Regions from separate parts of the Homo sapiens genome. Here region 2 is linked to region 1. Evidence: chromatin loops called from intact Hi-C (ENCODE). Cell type or tissue: Caco-2. All regions are shown on one strand.

Evidence for each region. Hi-C counts contacts between places; a loop is a spot of excess contacts. Peaks named below come from ENCODE experiments on the same cell type or tissue, not always from the same donor. Only the 100,000 strongest peaks of a DNase experiment are listed, where the experiment ranks them.
Region 2: a loop joins it to region 1, with 8 times the contacts of the local background. A loop is called at or near these places in 1 of 110 quality-filtered maps.

What each region holds. Positions count from the first base shown.
Region 1 is chr2:8,608,178-8,610,677 of GRCh38, reverse strand. All of the region lies in intron 1 of LOC105373411 (a long non-coding RNA gene), which reads left to right. Among named protein-coding and RNA genes, the nearest start is that of LINC01814, 26 kb to the right of the region's middle. In Caco-2, no CTCF peak of the experiment used is centred here; a DNase peak (open chromatin) is centred at 997.
Region 2 is chr2:8,412,474-8,414,973 of GRCh38, reverse strand. No RefSeq gene overlaps it. Among named protein-coding and RNA genes, the nearest start is that of LINC00299, 85 kb to the right of the region's middle. In Caco-2, no CTCF peak of the experiment used is centred here; DNase peaks (open chromatin) are centred at 953 and 1,263.

The DNA of each region.
Region 1 (2,500 bases):
GCTAGTATTACATTCTCTTTGAGAATCCATTAATTTGGGTCAGATTGGACGTGTCTGGACATTGGGGGGAGTTTCCTGTTGGGAATACTACATGTAGCTATTCTTGAGCTTAGCACAGTCATCTTTGTAATCAACGTGTTTGTAGGATTTTACAGATTTCACAGCACTGTTGCACGCCTTATCTACTCTAACCCCCTCCGTTGTACTGCGAGATCCATCTTGTTACTTCTGTTTTACATGAGGAATATCCTGAAGAGATGGGGGCTCATGGGGATCACCTGTCCAAGGCCCTTCAGTTATAAGAAGACAAAGACTCGAGGACAAACACAAACTGATGGTCTGTACTTCTGTATCCCAGAAACTAGGCTTGTTTTACAGTCTTCATGTCTCACGACTTTCTTGCAAAAAAACCCTGCGTCCGGCTCTGTGCATGCCCATGCTGAATGCTGGAGGATTTCCACATCCAACACAGAAGCTGAGTGGGCTTCAGTTTATCTGAACATGCTAGTTTATAATCCATATTGGAGGTGCTGTGCAAGTATTTTGAGTTAGAGTAATTACTTGGCTTTATTGAGGTGTGTCCTCCTTACCTCATTAGTAAAATCATTCGTGCACAATCTGCTGAAGAGAAACATGCATTAAAAACTGAGATGGATTGTGGCCCCATGAGGCCAAATTATTCGAGGCTCTGTTTGGCCTATTTTCAATGTCTGCAAAGGACCAATACCTGCTTCTGTCATGGGAAATAGTAGATTGATTGAGAATATCCATAGTTGGAATTCTACAAGGCATAGAACTTTGGTTTATGTGGAGTTAATCAAGAGAAAGCCCAAAGAAGTCAACTGTTGGTTTCCGCCTGGAATTTTCTTAATCCTAGTTAAAGCACCAAAGATCTTTATGGCTTCAGGCTGGGCCTTGAAGGGGGAGGAGAGGCGTCTCCTTTTTCAGCCGACTTGCCTCTCCAGCTGCATACCACACTTGTCCTATCAGCATGGCATTCTGCATGTGGTTTTTGTCACGAGGAGAGGCAGTCAGGAATTTGCACTTTGATCTTCCCCCCAGAGGTGGATATCTTCCCAGGACAAAGGGCAGGGAAACAAATTCCAAACGCATGTGACCTTGGAACACCTGTTTAAGGCTCTTGCTTAAATGGTGACAATTGGAGGTGAATGTGGCAAAATCATTAAAATTAATATAGGACATCAACCTCAACAACAAGTGAGAAGGGGGTGCCCACCGATCCTGAAATGTTGGCACTGCCCAAAGAGCTGGTGATACTCAGCACAAGGCTGGGGGCCAAGAATGTCCCCCCAAATCATTCTCAAGGGGTCTATAACCTGCAAGTGGTAAGCGTGGAGAAGGCAGCGAGTAGAGTAGAGTACAGTAGAGTAGAGTAGAGTAGAGTAGGGTAGTAGAGTAGAGCGGACACCAGCTTTGGAAGCAGATGCATCCAGTTTTAAATCTTGTTCTGAGACTGACTGACTGACTGTTAGGGATTGAATTGTGCCCCCGCCCTCAGCTTTCTATGTTGACATCCTAACTCCAAATGTGGTGATATTTGGAGACGGGTTTCTGGGAGGTAATTGGAGTCAAATGAAATCATAGGGGAGAGGTCCTAATCCAGTGGGATTGGTGGCCTTATAAAAAGAGGGAGAGAGGGATTTGGCTGTTTCTCTCTGCCACGTGAGGACACAGTAAGAAAGTGGCATCTGTGAGTAAGGAAGAGAGCCCTCACCAGACACTGAATTTGCTGGCACTGGAACTGAGAGGAAATGAAGTTGTGATGTTCAAGGCATCCAGGCTGTGATATTTCGTGATGGCAGCCCAGGTTGACTAAGACAGTGACTTAAATTATTCAACCTCAAATGCTTCTCAACAACCTCATGATGTAAAATGAAGATTATAACACGGACCTCAAAGTGATGATAAAATTCAGTGAAACAATATCTGTAAGAGGATCGGCTCCTTGTAGACACACCAGCATTCTGTTTTCATCTGTGAGCTTCAACCACCAAAGCCACATTGTATTCATTGTAGTTCCCCAGGGCCTCACACAGACGAAGTTCTCAGTGAGTGGTGGTTGGATGAAGAAATAATAAATGATGGATGGGTAAGTGTGCACAGCCTCTGCTCTGAGTGCCACTCTCATTTGACCCACCGCCCTGGCCATACTGCTCACTCAGGGGGTTTTTCCTGCAACTTCCAACCTGAGTCATTTGATCACTCCACCGCTATCCACTCTCAGACCAGGACAGAGGGCCAGTGTTGGTGGAAGATGCCTTTGGAGTGATGTGATTAATTTCAGTCAATCATGATACTGGCTTTGGGGTTTTTTTTTTTTAAAATTACTTTTGAAATAGGGCCCTAGGATGGAAGAGCTTCCATCCTGGCAGCCCTGGAGCTCCTGGCAGCAATTCCCGCTCATGTGCCCTGAGTACTCAGGGCCCCACCGCTAGCCATCAAAGAATCGAGATGAAGGCTGGGTCCTTCTGGCTTTAAT
Region 2 (2,500 bases), 200 kb after region 1:
TGGCTGCACAGAAGTGGAGATCTGAGGTGGGCGGGAAGCCCCCTTTCTCCTTTAGGTTTGCATTTGAGGATGAGTCAAGAGGACTTAGGTCTATTTTTATTTTTTTGAGGCAGGGTCTCCCCCTGTCACCCAGGCTGGAGTGCAGTGATGTGATCATGGCTTAATGTAGCCTGGACCTCCTGGGCTCAATTGATCCTCCCACCTCAGCCTCCTGAGTAGCTGGGTAGCCAGGCAGGTGCATGCCACCATGCCTGGCTACTTTCGAATTTTTTGTAGAGATGGGCTTTCACCATGTCACCCAGGCTGGTCTTGAACTCCTGAGCTCAAGAGATCCACACACTCAGCTTTCCAAAGTGTTGGAATTACAGACATGAACCACCACGCCTGGCCATATTTATTAATTTTTAAAATGAAGGATCCAGGAGTAAAATTTTGGCCACTGAACAGAAGAACCTGCTGCAAGACAACACTCTTGATTTTTGTTGTTTGTCTGTTTGTTCGCACTATCTGCTGGGCTTTTTTTTTTTTTTTTTTAACTGTAGTTATCCTGACTTCAGATTTTTCCAGGTGATTTTTTTGGGGTGCAGACTTGAAGAAGGCTTGCCTCAAATCACCTGTCCCTGAAGTAGCCGGCAAGGGCAGTGCTGTGGGCTCAGCCAGTTCTGAAGTCTGAGGAACCTGGGCATTTCCAGTGCCCAGGTAATATATCTGTTTCTCACTTTTTCAAAATCACCTGATTGGAATATATATATATATATATTCATCATATATATAATGCAGAAACACTTAGACATGTGAAGCAAAGCTTCACTTTTATGGGCTTATTTTTAAAGGGTACATGCTGTTGTGTGCCAGATCATAGTTACCTTTGAATGATCGGGTTGTATCTACAAATAGCTTGCACACCTCTTGCTAAATGTTTTCCTGTTGGCAGAAGCCCGCCAGTGTGTTGAAAGACTTTCACAAGAGCTCTGGCCCATCTCTCTCACGGTCCTTCTGTATTTTATTGGCTGCTTTTGCTGATAAGAAATGCCTATGTGATTTGGACTGTAACTGCATCAGGAAAAAGTCAAAGTACTAAGTCCAGAGAGAGCCTCTTTATTTATTTTTTTAAAAGTATGTGTTTGCCTCTACAACCCAGATATTCTTTCTCCTCACCTCAGCAATTTGTTCACAGAGTACGTTACTCAGGGTGAGGTGGCCAGACTCACTTATTTGCCTGGGTAGCGCTGGTTTGCAACGAATTGTCCAGGTGTTGTAAGTAGTAACTTCTCCTTCTGCTCTCAAAAATGACCTTGTGTGGACAATACAGGATATGACCATCCTACTTAGAGTCCCCTTCCCCCACCCCTGACAGTTTCTGCACATTGCATTGACACCACATTTTTTGAAGAGGCACATTTACCTCTGGCTGGTCCTGTGTGTGAAAACAATTCTGTTCATTTCAAAGCTGTCCATGGTATAGTGGCCATGGTTTTTATCCTTGGCTTCTTTAGAAAAAACCCAAATGTACCTGGTTCCTCTTGACCAGTTTTCAACTGCAAACTGAGAGGGGGGAGGCATGCTTCCCTGAATTCTCATTCCCTTTGGTGCTGAGGCAAGGGGAGTACAAATGGTCTTTAAAGAAACAGTTTAGGCTGGATGCGGGGGCTCACACCTATAATTCCAGTATTTTGGGAGGCTGAGGCGGGTGGATCGCTTGAAGCCAGGAGTTCGAGACCAACCTGGGCAACATGGTGAAACTCTGTCTCTACTAATAATACAAAAATTAGCTGAGTGTGGTGGTGTGCCTGTAGTCCCAGCTACTTGGGAGGCTGAGGCATGAGAATTGCTTGAACCCGGGAGGCAGATTGCAGTGAGCTGAGATGGCACCACTGCACTGCACCCTGGGTGACAGAGAGAGACTGTGTCTCCAAAACAAAACAAAACAAAAAGAAAAGAAAAGAAAATTGAGAAGTTTGAAAACGCCTTGATGTTCGGGTGTGCTGGGGCAGCCTTCTCCAGCCTGCCTCTCAAGGGGCTCTGTGATGTGCTCTCCCTCCACAAGGAGCATTGGTGTGGTGCCATGCAGTTATTTGGGAGCCTGTTGTCCTATCCTGCCGTCTGTTGCAGTTTTACAATGTCATTTCCCCAGATTCCTTCAGGAATGTTTCCTCACAAAGGCCTGCTTTTGCAATGCCCCAGGGAGCGATTCTGTCTCATTTTCTTGCTCTTTTTCTTGCTTAGCACTTAATGAACTTTTCTTGGCTGTTTCAACTGTCAGCATTTAAAGTCTGCTGGTGAATGTTGGTTGGCTTTCTCTGTGCTAAACTGGACCATTCAGTGGCGATTATAGTTCTTCAACATCATGAGAAATTTGAGGGAAAGGCGAACCTTCCAAAAGTCTCTCAATGCAGCAGGAAGTGCGTCTGGCAGAAAAAGGAAGGGGAAAAAAAGCCCTCAAGGTCCATTCTCTTCTCATAAGACAGAATGGGGCATGTACTGGAAAGCCCTATGGAAA